Regions from separate parts of the Homo sapiens genome. Here region 2 is linked to region 1. Evidence: chromatin contacts called from ENCODE Hi-C or POLR2A ChIA-PET data. All regions are on one chromosome and are shown on one strand. The core of a region is the stretch at or near the end of the contact, and the rest is flanking DNA. Distances in the headings are between cores, read along the strand shown.

The links. A loop is a pair of places that touch in the nucleus more often than their neighbours do. ChIA-PET counts read pairs that join two places held with the same protein, here RNA polymerase II (POLR2A). Pooled maps may share reads with other maps.
Region 2: a loop to region 1 is called in a pooled map, with 14 times the contacts of the local background. The contact joins the promoter of PPAN-P2RY11 here to the promoter of ZNF266 in region 1. A Hi-C loop is called at or near these places in 1 of 168 maps with a recorded cell type or tissue (CD14-positive monocyte) and 6 of 50 pooled maps. POLR2A ChIA-PET finds 5 or more read pairs at or near these places in 1 of 52 experiments (activated T-cell).

Annotation. Positions count from the first base shown.
Region 1 is chr19:9,430,445-9,436,856 of GRCh38, reverse strand. ZNF266 (zinc finger protein 266) reads left to right here and starts at 1,284. Exons shown (of 11, transcript NM_001370374.1): 1 at 1,284-1,573; 2 at 1,664-1,749; 3 at 1,998-2,059; 4 at 2,622-2,782; 5 at 3,071-3,189. It overlaps LOC105372269 (a long non-coding RNA gene), which reads right to left and starts at 1,216. Exons shown (of 3, transcript XR_007067133.1): 1 at 1,085-1,216. RefSeq lists an enhancer at 1,364-1,493.
Region 2 is chr19:10,102,892-10,109,438 of GRCh38, reverse strand. It overlaps PPAN-P2RY11 (PPAN-P2RY11 readthrough), which reads right to left and starts at 3,077. Exons shown (of 13, transcript NM_001198690.2): 1 at 3,027-3,077; 2 at 2,768-2,938; 3 at 1,833-1,934; 4 at 1,585-1,635; 5 at 1,305-1,475. The coding sequence starts at 3,044. It overlaps PPAN (peter pan homolog), which reads right to left and starts at 3,077. Exons shown (of 12, transcript NM_020230.7): 1 at 3,027-3,077; 2 at 2,768-2,938; 3 at 1,833-1,934; 4 at 1,585-1,635; 5 at 1,305-1,475. The coding sequence starts at 3,044. It overlaps SNORD105 (small nucleolar RNA, C/D box 105), which reads right to left and starts at 1,788; the gene lies at 1,704-1,788. It also overlaps a transcript of ANGPTL6 not described here. RefSeq lists enhancers at 865-1,508, 3,151-3,200, 2,797-3,440 and a silencer at 2,881-2,930.

The DNA.
Region 1 (6,412 bases), core at 35-2,534:
GAAAGAGATATTGTATCCACTATCCCACACCACATACTGAAACACATTCCATGAGTATGAAAGATTTCAATGTTTTTAAAGTAATATGCTGCAGAAGAAAATTAGGAAATCTATATGTAATCTAGAGTTTATGAAGACTTCTTAATGCAAGAGAGGAAACTTAAAAAAGAAAATCTTTTTGAGTTGAAAAATTAACTGCAAAATAGTTACCAGTTCAGTAGATTCACAAAATATTTGATAATGTACATGAACAGTTCTTCATGTTAGTAAAACAGTGTTCAAAATAACTTTATTAACTCCATAAAGGCCACCCACTACAAAGCACAGCAAAAACGATTTCTGGAGAAACTAGAATCACTCCTGCAGAAGTGAATGCCTGATATCAGTGCTATTTTACAACGCGGTATTTTACAACGAGGCCCTGGAACTCACTGTAAGATCTCAGAAAACAATATATTAGTCAAAGAAAAAAAAATCAACATTTACAAAAAGTATCAGCATATTGAATACACAAAGGAATCAACTATTAGAATTTAGCATGGCGTCCAGATAAATGAAATAAGGGGAAATATTGGCCTCAAGTTGAATTGGGCCCGGCGCCGTGGTGCACGCCTGTAATCCCAGCCTTTTGGGAGGCTGAGGCGGGATGATTGTTGGAGCCCAGGAGTTTGAGATCAGCCTGGGTAACATACCTCAACTCTGGGGGAAAAAAAATTAGCCGGGCATGGTGGCCTGCGCCTGTAGACCCAGCTACTCGGGAGGCTGAGGCGGGATGATGGCGTGAGCCCATGAGTTTCGCCCCACAGCACGCCAGCCTGGACTACACAGTGAGACCCTGTCTCAAACAAAAACAAAATAAAAAACTAAAACTAGATTGAATGAATGGAGGAGATAGGCCATATCATGGACTGGCAGGATTATCAAAGGAAGCATCATTTTGAGGGTGCTAGGAACGTGGGAGGAGGTGAGAATAAAAGCTTTTTGTGAGCATTGTGCACATCCTGTGGGGGAGCCCCCACCTCTAACTTTGCCAACACCACCGACCCCACCCTAGGTTAGCCCCGTCCGCAGGGCTGGTTCTAACCTCAGCCTTGTGCTCTGGGCCCCTTTTGGCCTCCATCCCTCAAGGTGAGCAGACTCCAAGGCCTCCAAGGCGTCTCCGTAGCCACTGGGGAGTAAACCAGAATCTCTCTGCCTGAGGTTGTTCAGCTCGGCTGAGGTTGCAGTTCCCGAGCGCTCCTCCAGGTTTGAGGCTGGAGGCGGAAGTGACGTCACGGAGCGCTGCTGTGTTTTCCGGCGCTTTCTCCGCGCCGCCAAACCCGTTTTCTTCCTGGTGGCGTTTGGGCTTAATACAGCTTTGGCGAGGTCGGATGACGGGTGGGAGCCAGCGGTGGAAGGGGTGGCGAAAGTACCGGTTTGCCCCAGGCCGCCGAGGGGCCTCCTTAGAGAGACCTTGCCTGCTCCGCTCGCGTCCGCCGGGGCCGCGCGGGTCCTCCTGGCGCCGCCAGGTTCAAAAAGCCACTCGAGTTGTCACTGCGACGGCCCTGGGCCAGGAGCCGTTTCGGGATCTGTCGTAAGGGCGCTTCCTCACGATTTTTGCAAACACGGTGATTGCCGCTTCAAACTCTTCCAAAGCAATTCTTTGTGACTTTTTTTTTTCCAGAAACAACGAGTTTTCGTCGTTCGAATCAGGTTGACTGGTCCTTCATCCCCCCAATCTCCCGTACCTGGCGAGTCCAGCTCGTCGCGGTGAGTACTGGGGTGAAAGTTGGTTTCGGGGGCTTCTTCCTCCTGTTTTATCTGAGAATTTGTTTTTCTCTTTGCGCATCCTGTATTTACTTTTGACACTCTACATTCAGGTAGAAACATAAAGCTATTTTTTAGGTATCTGGGGTGTGGTTATTTCTCTATGTGAATATAAACGTTTGTAGACCAGAAGTCTTTCTACTGAAGAAAAGCAAGAATACTCAGCTATTCTTTTTATCTGAACTTCCTAGGCCTGTACCTCCCCACAGAGCTTCAAAACGGGCTTTTAGGAAGAAGGAATGGAGGCTTTGAAGTAAGTTGAACATTGCAGGCGTGACACTTAAGGTTTAAATGCTTGGTAATACGTGTCCTGTGGATAAAGACATGTCCTTTTAAAACCATAATACTATTACCCCAGAAAATTTAAAATGTTGTTAATATGTACCCTGTGTAAAAAGGTACAGTTCTCCACTTTGTTCCAATATATGGTTTTGATTGTTTTGGGATCTATTACGTATCCAAGTTTCATGTCTTTTAGTCTCTTTAAAACTAGCAGACACTGTTTATCCGTTATATTGTCTTTTTGCGCAGTCACTCGTTCTTTCAGAAAGTTATACATTTTGGTAGTTCTGATTGTATTCTGTGCCGTGTTTAAATGTATCCTTCATTTATTGGTGTATCCTGTAAATGGATGAGTGTCTGAATGGTTAATTAAGGCATAGTAAAAAAATTCAGCCTAGGGCTGTTCTTAGGGAGGTTGTAAACTAGTGGAGGAGGCTGTCATGTAACCAAGCAAATAAGTGTATTACAAATTGATGAAGGTCTGTAAGTAAAGTAGAGGACAGAATTATTTTCTCTATTTTTCTTTGGAATAGGCAATGCTAAGAAAAGAGTGATATGCAAGCTGAGACCAAAAATATGGTATGATTTAGCCATACTGAAGGGGAAGGAAATAAGAGCTGGGCAAAGCATTCTGTGAATTGGCTGACTCCACTTCTATGGTGAGAGAGAGGAGTGCATCAAAGATTACTCCCAGGTTTGACAGAGTCAGTATTCTTTCTTTGGTTGGGGAAACAATGTGGTGGGATAATTTAATCTTAAATGTATGACAGGAAATAGTAAGTGATATCTTTTGGGAGACAGAGTTTCGCTGTTGCCAGGCTCCAGTGCAGTGGCAGGATCTCGGCTCACTGAAACACTGTAACCTCCACCTCTTGGGTTTTCAAGCCATCCTCCTGCCTCAGCCACCCTAGTAGCTGGGATTACAAGTGTGCGCCACCATGCCTGGCTAATTTTTGTATTTTTGTATTTTTTTTTTTTTTAGTAGAGATGGTTTCAGCATGTTGGCCAGTCTGGTCTCAGACTCCTGACCTCAAGTGATCCACCCACCTCGGCCTCCCAAAATGCTGGGATTACAGGTATAAGCCACTGTGCCTGGCCAAAGTAAGTGATATCTGACAAATGATGTAAATCAAGGGAAAATAGGAGAAGCATGAATGTGTTTTAATTACATGAATAAGAAATTAATTCAAGGGATTAATGAGAATCAGTGCTTGATCACTGAAAAATAAGCTCTCCATGAAAATTCACTGATGTTAATTATTAGTCTTAGGAAATATGTATATTCATAAACAGACAAAACTTCTCTCGTTGTTTTTTTCAATTCACTTTTGGGTTCCTTCTCCTACCTAAATTAGTCCTTCGTTTCCCTGAAGGAATGTCCAGAGTAAGCACTCTGCGTGACTCCTTATAGACACTCATACACCTAGGGGGTTGGCTTGATACAATCCATGTAAGTAAATGACCAGAAAACTCACCTGCCAATGTGGGCTGCCAAAAAGCTGTGAAGGGGCCACATGGCCTGGAAATACAACAGATCTTAGAATAATGTCTGTTAATTATAACATCGATGACGGAAAAAAAATCAAATTCCAGTAGGGCCACTCTGTAGATTCTGCACGTTCTTCCCATGTCTGCATGGGTTTTCTCTGGGTACTCTGGTTTCTTCCCACATGCCAAAGATGCACATGTTAGCTTAATTGGTGTGTCTAAATTGTCCCACTATGTGTGTGTGTGCCCTGAGCTGTTAGGATGGGCTCTGGCCATTTTCATTCTGGAACTGGAATAGGTGGATTGGAGAATGAATGAATGAATACAAACTATTGTAAAATAAAAATTCCTAAAACATTTGATAATGATACAACTGTACAACAGTAAATGGTACCACTTAGCAAGCTGGCCCCATTTGTTATTGTTTTTGAGCTTCTTGGTGGTAGGAGGTGGTCCTTAGAGTTTTTGCTTTGGAAGCATTTATTTGTTTTAACCCACCACTGTTAACTGCCATCACATACCAATTCATCAAAAATTGGATAAATAGCCTATTTTTATTAGTCTTTCTTAAATGTATATATATTTCACATTTATTTCAATATTTAATATTAGAAGTGTTTGGGGTCTTTATTTAGAAGTTTAGTGATGTTTTTGTGACCAGAAATATGCTGTAGGAGCTTAACTCGCTTATATTAATTAGCATGTGAAAAAATTCGCTTTGTTGTATGTCATTTCGCTTAAAGTCTCAGTTTCCAAGAACCTGCTGATGACTTTAAGTGAAGACTTAAATTCTATACATTTTCTCTGTTTGGCACTTAGGGGTTCCAGTGAACTAGCCGCATGTAGTGAAATCATTGATGGGGATTCTGATATAAAGTTGCTGAGGATGTGCATATACTGCTTTTTGGAGAGTGTATTGGCAAACCAATTTCAAAAACTGTTGGCAGTACATACTAGGTTTATACACATACATGCCCTACAGCAACAGTAATGTATACACTATGTGTATCAAGATAAAAGTAAGCCAGGTGCAGTGGCTCACGCCTGTAATCCCAACACTTTGGGAGGCCAAGGTGGGTGGATCACTTCAGGTCAGGAGTTGAAGGCCAGCCTGGCCAACATGGTGAAACCCTGACTCTATTAAAAAAAATACAAAAATTAGCCGGGCATGGTGGTGGGTGCCTGTAATCCCAGCCACTTGAGAGACTGAGGCAGGAGAATCACTTGAACCAGGGAGGTGAAGGCTGCAGTGAGCTGAGATTGCGCTACTGCACTCCATCCTGGGCAACCAGAGTGAGACCCTGTCTAAAAACAAAACAAAACAAAACCCAACTGACTTGAGACCTCAATTACATCTGCATTCTCTTCATTTTTGCTTATTCTTCTGTTAGAAACTGGTCAAAGGTCGTGCGTGCGCTCAACAGGAGGGTGTTATCCAGGGGTATGAATGCCAGCAGGTGGGGATCTCTGGGGTCATATTACAGTATTTGGCCACAGTGTGGCTGTAGCCCACTGGATGGTGAAGTTTGCTGGGTTACTCAGGCGGGAGTTAGTCATAGTCCTTAGGGAAGATTGAAGCAGTGTTTCAAGGCAAAGGCCAGCTGCAATGGGTGGATCAGCCTGTAGGGGGAGTCAGGACACCACTGTAGCTATGAGGCTTGGACTGGTTCGTGTCTGCCCTGGAAGTGCTGTGACAAACACACCTCTGGGGCACACTCACACTGATGGTGATGGGCAGCTATGCACAGGAAATTTGGATGCCACTTTGTTTGCAAGGCCTGGGACTTCAGTGTTCACGTTCGGAGGCCTTTGGGAACAAACCTTTGGGGTACAGGTCATGCAGCAGCATGCATCCTGGCATGCGCATTGTCTGTGTCATGAGGGACACAAGCCATCAAGCCAGTCGGCACATGTGCAGAGGGTGCCTCTGCTAGTGGGAGTCCTTTGAGCATGTGGCGTCCATATTAGGAGGGCCACAGGGTGGTGGTGACTGGGCCAGGGTTTTGTGGTATCCTAAGGACTGTGTTATGGGCATATGGCGTGGACAGAGCACCCTCCAATGCCCTCACACCCACACTGCTGACCACCGTGTCGCAATTGTATCCAGCAGGCAACGCTCCCTTTTGCAGTGTCCATCCCATGTCCCCTTTTAGTATGTTCCTCTAATTAGGTCCTGAGGCTTCTGTCTCTGGAGAGTGGCTGTAAATTCTAGCTCTGTCCCGACCAAGAGGAGAGGTGTTCTGGTGTGTTGGGTGGGTTAGGTACAGAAAAGGCAACACAACAAAACACATCAAGTAGCAGAAGCATTTTATTCCTTACAGATCCGCGAGAAGAGGGTTGCCCTTGAGGTCCTGACAGCAACTCAGGAGACAGCCGGGTGCTAACCAGTGGGTGGGGAATGAGACAGAGAGGACCTGTGGGACTGTGCCTTTGTTACGGTCCATGGGCCTTATCCCTCAGGCTTTCCCAGCGTGGTTGTGGATTAGGTAGACCTGAGCAGTGGGGAGAACTGATTTACATGACTGATGTTGGCCAGTAGGTTTCATTATGGTCAGCAGCTGTGGGGTGTGTTGGGTTTGGGGTCAGTGAGGTGAGGAACAAGTAGGCTATGTCACAAACAGCACACAGGGAGGGGAAAGTTTTAAGTAAGCCAAAGGTGATGGGGTCTGACTGGGTTCCAAATAACTTATGTCAGGCCTAAAAATAGATGTAGGGCAGTTATGTTGGAGGGTATGAGCTGATGATTTAGTAAAGCATATGTAAAGGTTAGTGGTATTGTGTGTAACCAAGGGGCAAGAGTGGTGTGGTTGGATAGGCAAGGCTGGAGGTCAAGATA
Region 2 (6,547 bases), core at 1,828-4,327, 670 kb before region 1:
CAGCCTGGGCAACACGGCGAGTCTCCATGTCTACAAAAAGTAGATGGAAAAATGAGTTGGATGTGGTGGTGCACGCCTGTAGTCTCAGCTACTCGGGAAGCGGAGGCTGCAGGATTGCTTGTGCCCAGGAGTTCAAGACCAACGTACGGAGACCCCGTCTCTTAAAAAAAAAGTAAAGAAGGCCGGGCACGGTGGCTCACGCCTGTAATCCCAGCACTTTGGGAGGCCGAGGCGGGCAGCTCACGAGGTCAGATCAAGACCACCCTGGCTAACACGGTGAAATCCTGTCTCTACTAAAAATACAAAAAATTAGCCGGGGTGTGGTGGCGGGCACCTGTAGTCCCAGCTACTCGGGAGGCTGAGGCAGGAGAATGGCGTGAACCTGGGAGGCGGAGCTTGCAATGAGATGAGATTGTGCCACCGCACTCCAGCCTGGGAGACAGAGCAAGACTCCGTCTCAAAAAAAAAAAAAAAAGGTAAACAAGAAATTCTGGTCCCAGAGCCGTATTAGCCTCCCTGATGACTGATATCTTATATATAATTTATAAGTCCCATCTGAGAGTCACTAGTGACAAGGATTAGGAGCTAGGACTCAGGAGCCAGATGAAATTAAAAATCCAGTCCTGCCCCCTGGAATCTAAACTTAGCATCTCTGCCAGCCTCAGATTTGCTTTTTTTTTTTTTTTTGAGACAGTGTCTCGCTTTGTCACCCAGGATGGAGTAGAGTGGCGTGAACACAACTCACTGCAGCCTTGACCTCCTGGGCTCAGGTGATCCTCCCACCTCAGCCTCCCCAGTAGCTGGTACTACAGGCATGCACCGCCACACCGGGCTTTTTAAAAATCTACTTTTTGTAGACATGGGGTCTCGCTATGTTGCACAGGCTGATCTCAAAGTCTTGGCTTCAAGCGATCCTCCCACCTCGCCCTCCCAAAGTACTGGGATTACAGGCCGAAGCCATAGCACTGGGCCCGCAGCTTCCCTCTGTAAAACAGGGCCCTAAGAAGAGATGCTACGATCCTGCTCAGCCCAGCACTCAACACACGTGGGAAACAGAGCTCCATCAGTATTTCTTTCCACCGGCTGGAAAAGGTGCAGCTCACGGGGTGTGGACCGCTGGGGGAATCTCTGGACACTTTTGCCCAGCATCATCAGACACAGGAGTGGGATTTGACCTCAGGACTCAGCAGACCCAGGAGCTCCCAGTCTCAGCGCTGGGAGGAGTGAGCAATCCATCTGAGGGCCTGTGGCACCTCTATCCGCTGCACCCCCCCATACCTGCCACCTCGCCAGGCCAGACCCACCTTGTGCACGTTGATGGAGGGGAACAGGTTCTGGAACATGGTGGCCATGAGCTTCACATGCATACCATGGGGGCCAAAGCTGTTGAGTACCAGGAGGGGTGGGTGGGCAAACTGCTGCTCGTGCATGCGGTGCCGGCGCAGTGAGGAGACCACATCACGCACCAGCGAGTACTGTAGGACAGGAGAGAGGAGGGGGTGACCACCAACCACACATGGCTGCGGACAACCCCAAGTCCAGCTCCCACCCCACATGGCTTTGTACCACCTCCACCCCTCTCACCTTCTTGACCTGGAAGGTCAAGGTGGGGCCTCCTGGGAGGCGCATCAGCTTCTGCAGGAGAAGAAAAGATCAGTGACTCTGGAGGGGTCTAGCAGAGGTGCCCGGAGTAGGCACCTTTGCCCCATCTCTTCTTCAGAGCGTTTACTTTGAAGCCAGAAATCACAGCAGCTCAGAGGCATATGTGTTCATCATGAGAGATAGGGGAAGGGGGGGTCTGGGGGAGATGAAGGGTGAGGGCGTCTACTCACAAAGTAGACATTGGTCTCTGTTTTGCTCAGGATCAGAAAGTGTGTGACCCCGAGGGGCCCAGCCACTGCCACGCAGTCCTTCAGCGAGTTCTTCTTACGAACCTGGAAATGACAAAAAGAAAAAAAGAAAACATAGCTTATCCCTTGTTGTGACAACTATAAGCTGACGGTGCAGATCCTGTTATGGTCTGTCTTGCATCTGACCCTTTCAACAAGCCCAGAGGAGCAAAAGGATCTTAGCCTTTAGAGTCAGTCGGACGCAGATTTGAGTTCTAACTCTGTCTCTTGCTCACAGCGCATCTTCCCATTGACAAATGAGCGAACTCAGGCCCAGAGAGGTTAAGTAACTTGCATCAGATACTGGGGAGAAGTCAGTTTCCAACCCTGCTTTGCTGCCTCCAGATTCTAGTCTTTTTTTTTCTAACACGGTCTCCTCCGGTCGCCCAGACTGGAGTGAAGTGGCACGATCCCGATTCACTACAGCCTTAATTTCCTGGGCTCAAGGAATCCTCCCACCTCAGCCTCCCGAGTAGCCGGGACTACAGGCACGCAACACCATATCCGACTAATTTTTCTATTTTTTGTAAAGACGGGGTTTCACCATGCTGCTCAGGCTGGTCTCGAATTCCTGGGCTCAAGTGATCCTCCCGCATCAGCATCCCCAAATGCTGGGAATACAGGCATGAGCCACCACGCCCGGCTCCAGATTCCAGTCTTAACTGTCAGGCTTAGGCGACTATCTATCTCCCAAGCTGCGCGCCCTCACTCCAGCCCAGCAAAAGCCCTGAAAGGCAGAAATGATGCTCCCCATGAGGGTCTTTTTTTCCAGCTGGGGAGACTTAAGTCCTCCCACAGTTTTACAGCGGGAGCCATTACTGCAGCTACGAAGACTAGGCCGAGGGTGGGTGGAGGCGGGCTGGGGGTGGGGTACAAACCTGCAGACGGCTGGCAGTGAGCGGCTCCATGACCCGCCGCACGTCCAGGCTGAGCTGCCGGATGTTGCGACCCGTGCAGCCTCGCGTGAACACGAACGAGTGCGGGTTCGCGGCATAGGCCTCGAGGTTGCGGAGCTGCGCCTGGGCGCGGGCGCGCTTCTGGTGCCGGGACTGCGGCGACGAGAGACAAAGGGTCAGCGCCGCGACCTCGGCCGGGACCCCACCTGCGCCACCTGCCTCCCAAGCTGCCGGGCCTTACCCTCCCTGACTGTCCCATGCTGCTGTGTCCTCCACGAGGCCTCCTGCGTCCGCCGCTTCCGGCGCTGCGCAGCTCACTTCCGGCGCCTGAGAGCCGGCACGGCGTGGGACGACATCAGGCGGGCCTGCGCACTAGGTGGCCTCTGGGAGCGGGGAGGGGCAATCAGATGGAGCGGTTGCTATGGAGACACGGGTGCCTGTTTCTAGGGAGACCGGGGCGGGGCTACGCGGCTCCGGGCTGCAGAGAAACGAATCCGCCGGTTCGAATCCCGCTTCGGCCCATTTCCTCCAGCTGGGCTAAAACCACTTTCTGCATTCCGAGGCTCCTAAAATATCCCAAAGTAAGGCTGATAATGTCCCCCGGGCCCACGAATTAGGAGCGACCATGTATGCACAATGTTGGGCGCTCTGGCGCCAAGTACTTGGGGAGAAGCCACCGGAGGGAATGACTGTGGCAATCATTCACTTTAGTCTCGCAACTCCTCTGGGCCAGCTGTCCTCCCCGGGTACCCCTGTCTGCAGACAGGCTGAGGGATGGAAACTCCACATCACCTTCTGGAAACTCAGGGCAAGGCGGGCGTTTCGTGAATAACTCGCCCCCTCCTTCTTTCCGCTCAAAGCCTCAGTCTTGGCCTCAGGCCTCTGGCTTCTTCCCCAAAACCTTGCAGTGGGGGAAAGGGACACCCCCTCACTGGGCTGAACATTACTCTCTCCTCCCCCATCGGCCTCCTCTCCCTCCTTGCTCTCTCTGGCACCCCAATTCTTCCTCCTCTCCCCCAGATGTGTCTCCCCTCCCCCTCGTCTTCCCCCTGTCTCTTTCTCCCTCTTGTAACTTTGTCTCTGTCATCAGTTGTCTCTTTCATCATTTATAACTGAAGATGGAAACTAAAGAAGTTTCCTTTCTCTGTGTCTGGCCCCATCCCTGTTTCTTTCTTCTCATCTGCCTCCCTGTGGTCTCTCCCCATCTTCCCATCTCTCTCTGTCTCTCCCCATCTCCCCGTCTCTCCCTTTCTCTGCCATCTCCCTATGTCTCTCCCATCTCCCTATGCCTCTCCCATCTCCATCTGTCTGACTCTCTGTATTCTTCAGCCCCTCTCTGTGACTTATGAAGTTCCCTCCCTCTCTACTGCCAATGGGGAAGCCAGAGGGGGCTGAGGGTGGGGGGCCGAGGGGCCCAGTGTGGGGGCCCCAACCCAGGCCCAGAGCCCAGCCTGGCAGCCTCTCTCAGATCTGGGACGACCATTTCCTTTTTCAACCCTGGAGTCCACTCGAGTTACTCGGGAGCTCAGGATGGTGCAGACCAGGGGAAGGAGGTGACTCTCCCGGCGTGTGGCTGGTCGTCGGTGGGGCCTTTGGACAGGTCTCAGACCCTGGGCCTGGGCTCTGTGGGGCTCTATGTGAGTTTCTTTGTACCCCTGGGAAATGACTGCATGGTTACTTCCCCCAGTTCCGTCCTCGTGTGATTTGACTTGTGTGAAAATGTGACCGAGTGTGTGGGAGACAGACGGTGACCTCTGTGGTGCGGTGGATAGGTTTCCGGGTGTCAACTGTGTGTACCTGTTTTGTATCTGTGCACTACTGTGTGATCACAAGAACCAGGATGTGGACAAGCCTGACACACAGATAAAGACCCACTCAGCCCACCCCATTTCCCTTTAAGTTGTGATGTGTGTGTGACCATATTTGGAACATACAGTTGTTGCCTGAAACTGTTATGTTTCCAGCTGTGTCTTTTTAAAAATTTTTTTTAATCAATGAGATATCCTTTATTTATGAAAGCATAGTTCCAATGCAGAAGTCAAGCTTTATGGTTATATATTAGGATAGGTTCAGATCCAATATGACAATGTTTAGCACTAACTTTAACATGTTAAAGCTCTGATTCCTGAATGTTTTTCTCACTTAATATATTCTCTCCAATGACAAGCTGGTGTGCTTGGCTTCTTATGCTGAAAAATATATGCCTGAATTCTATAACAAGCTATTAACAAAATCATGAATAGTTAATTAAATAAGTGCCAACACTACATGGAACTTACTGGCCACCAACTCAGAACCATAAAACTACACACACACACACACACACACACACACACCACACACACAAACAAAACAAAAAAAACACCAAAGAAAGATAGCTATCACTGTACATATGAATACTGTCCAGGATATCAGATCAATTATCAAATCCAAGGTCTCTGGTGTTTTGTCTCACAGTGTTGAATATATGAATGCTTCTCTATTATACTGACTTGTATTATTTTCAACAAATAATTATGTGGACTCAAAATCTTACATTTTTATTTCTTTTCTTTTTTTTTTTTTTTTTTTTGAGACAGAGTCTTACTCTGTCGCCCAGGCTGGAGTGCAGTGGCTCACTGCAACCTCCGCCCCCCGGGTTCAAGCGATTCTCCTGCCTCAGCCTCCTGAGTAGCTGGGATTACAGGCATGGGCCACCACACCCGGCAAATTTTTGTATTTTTAGTAGAGACGGGGTTTCACCATCTTGGCCAGGCTGGTCTCGAATTGCTGACCTCGTGATCTGCCCACCTTGGCCTCCCAAAGTGCTGGGATTACAGGCGTGAGCCACCGCGCCCAGCCTTACATTTTTATTTCTAATTATAAAATCCAGATTAATCCAAAAAACATAAATCACATGTAACTGAGGTAGGGTTTTCACTTTAAGAATATATTGTTTCTATCACAATTTAAAAATTTACAGCTGTGTCTTTTATATTTATTTTTTATTTTAATTAATTAATTCCTCACTTTATTATTATTTATTTATTATTTATTTATTTATTTATTTATTTATTTTTGAGATGGAATTTCAGTCTTGTCGCCCAGGCTGGAGTGCATGCGGTTGCTCGATCTCGGCTTACTGCAACCTCCACCTCCTGGCTTCAAGCAATTCTCCTGCCTCAGCCTCCCGCGTAGCTGGGATTACTGGCGCATGCCACCATGCCCAGCTAATTTTTGTATTGTTAGTAGAGACGGGGTTTTAGCATGTTGGCAAGGATGGTTTCGAACTCCTGACCTCAGGTAATCCACCTGCCCCGGCCTCCCAAAGTGCTGGCTTTCAGGCATGAGCCACTGCACCCAGACTTTCGCTGGGTGTTAATGTGTGCGTGCGTGCAAATGTGTGTGTGTGTGTTTGTGTCCACTCTGTTATGTGCCCATATGTGTGTGACAGCTGTGGTGTACATGTGTGAGTTTCTGAGTCAAGCTACCTTGGCTGGCTCCCATCCTGGTCTCTTTTTGGCTGTGTGACCGCAGGCAAGTTGCTTACCCTCTCTGAGCCTCAGTTTTCCCTGCTGTAAAATGAGGGTACATACAGAATCCAGCTCAGGTTGTAAGGATCAAATACGTAAAAGGTGTGGAGAGTTTAGAGCCAAGCCCTACACACGGTAAGTCCCCAGTGATGTTCCTCTTTCTATGTGTGGTGTGTGCGTGTCTGGGGCTGGGATCACGCCTGGCTGCCCCAGGGCCTGCAGCCTCCCACGCTCTGGGCTCTGCAGTGGA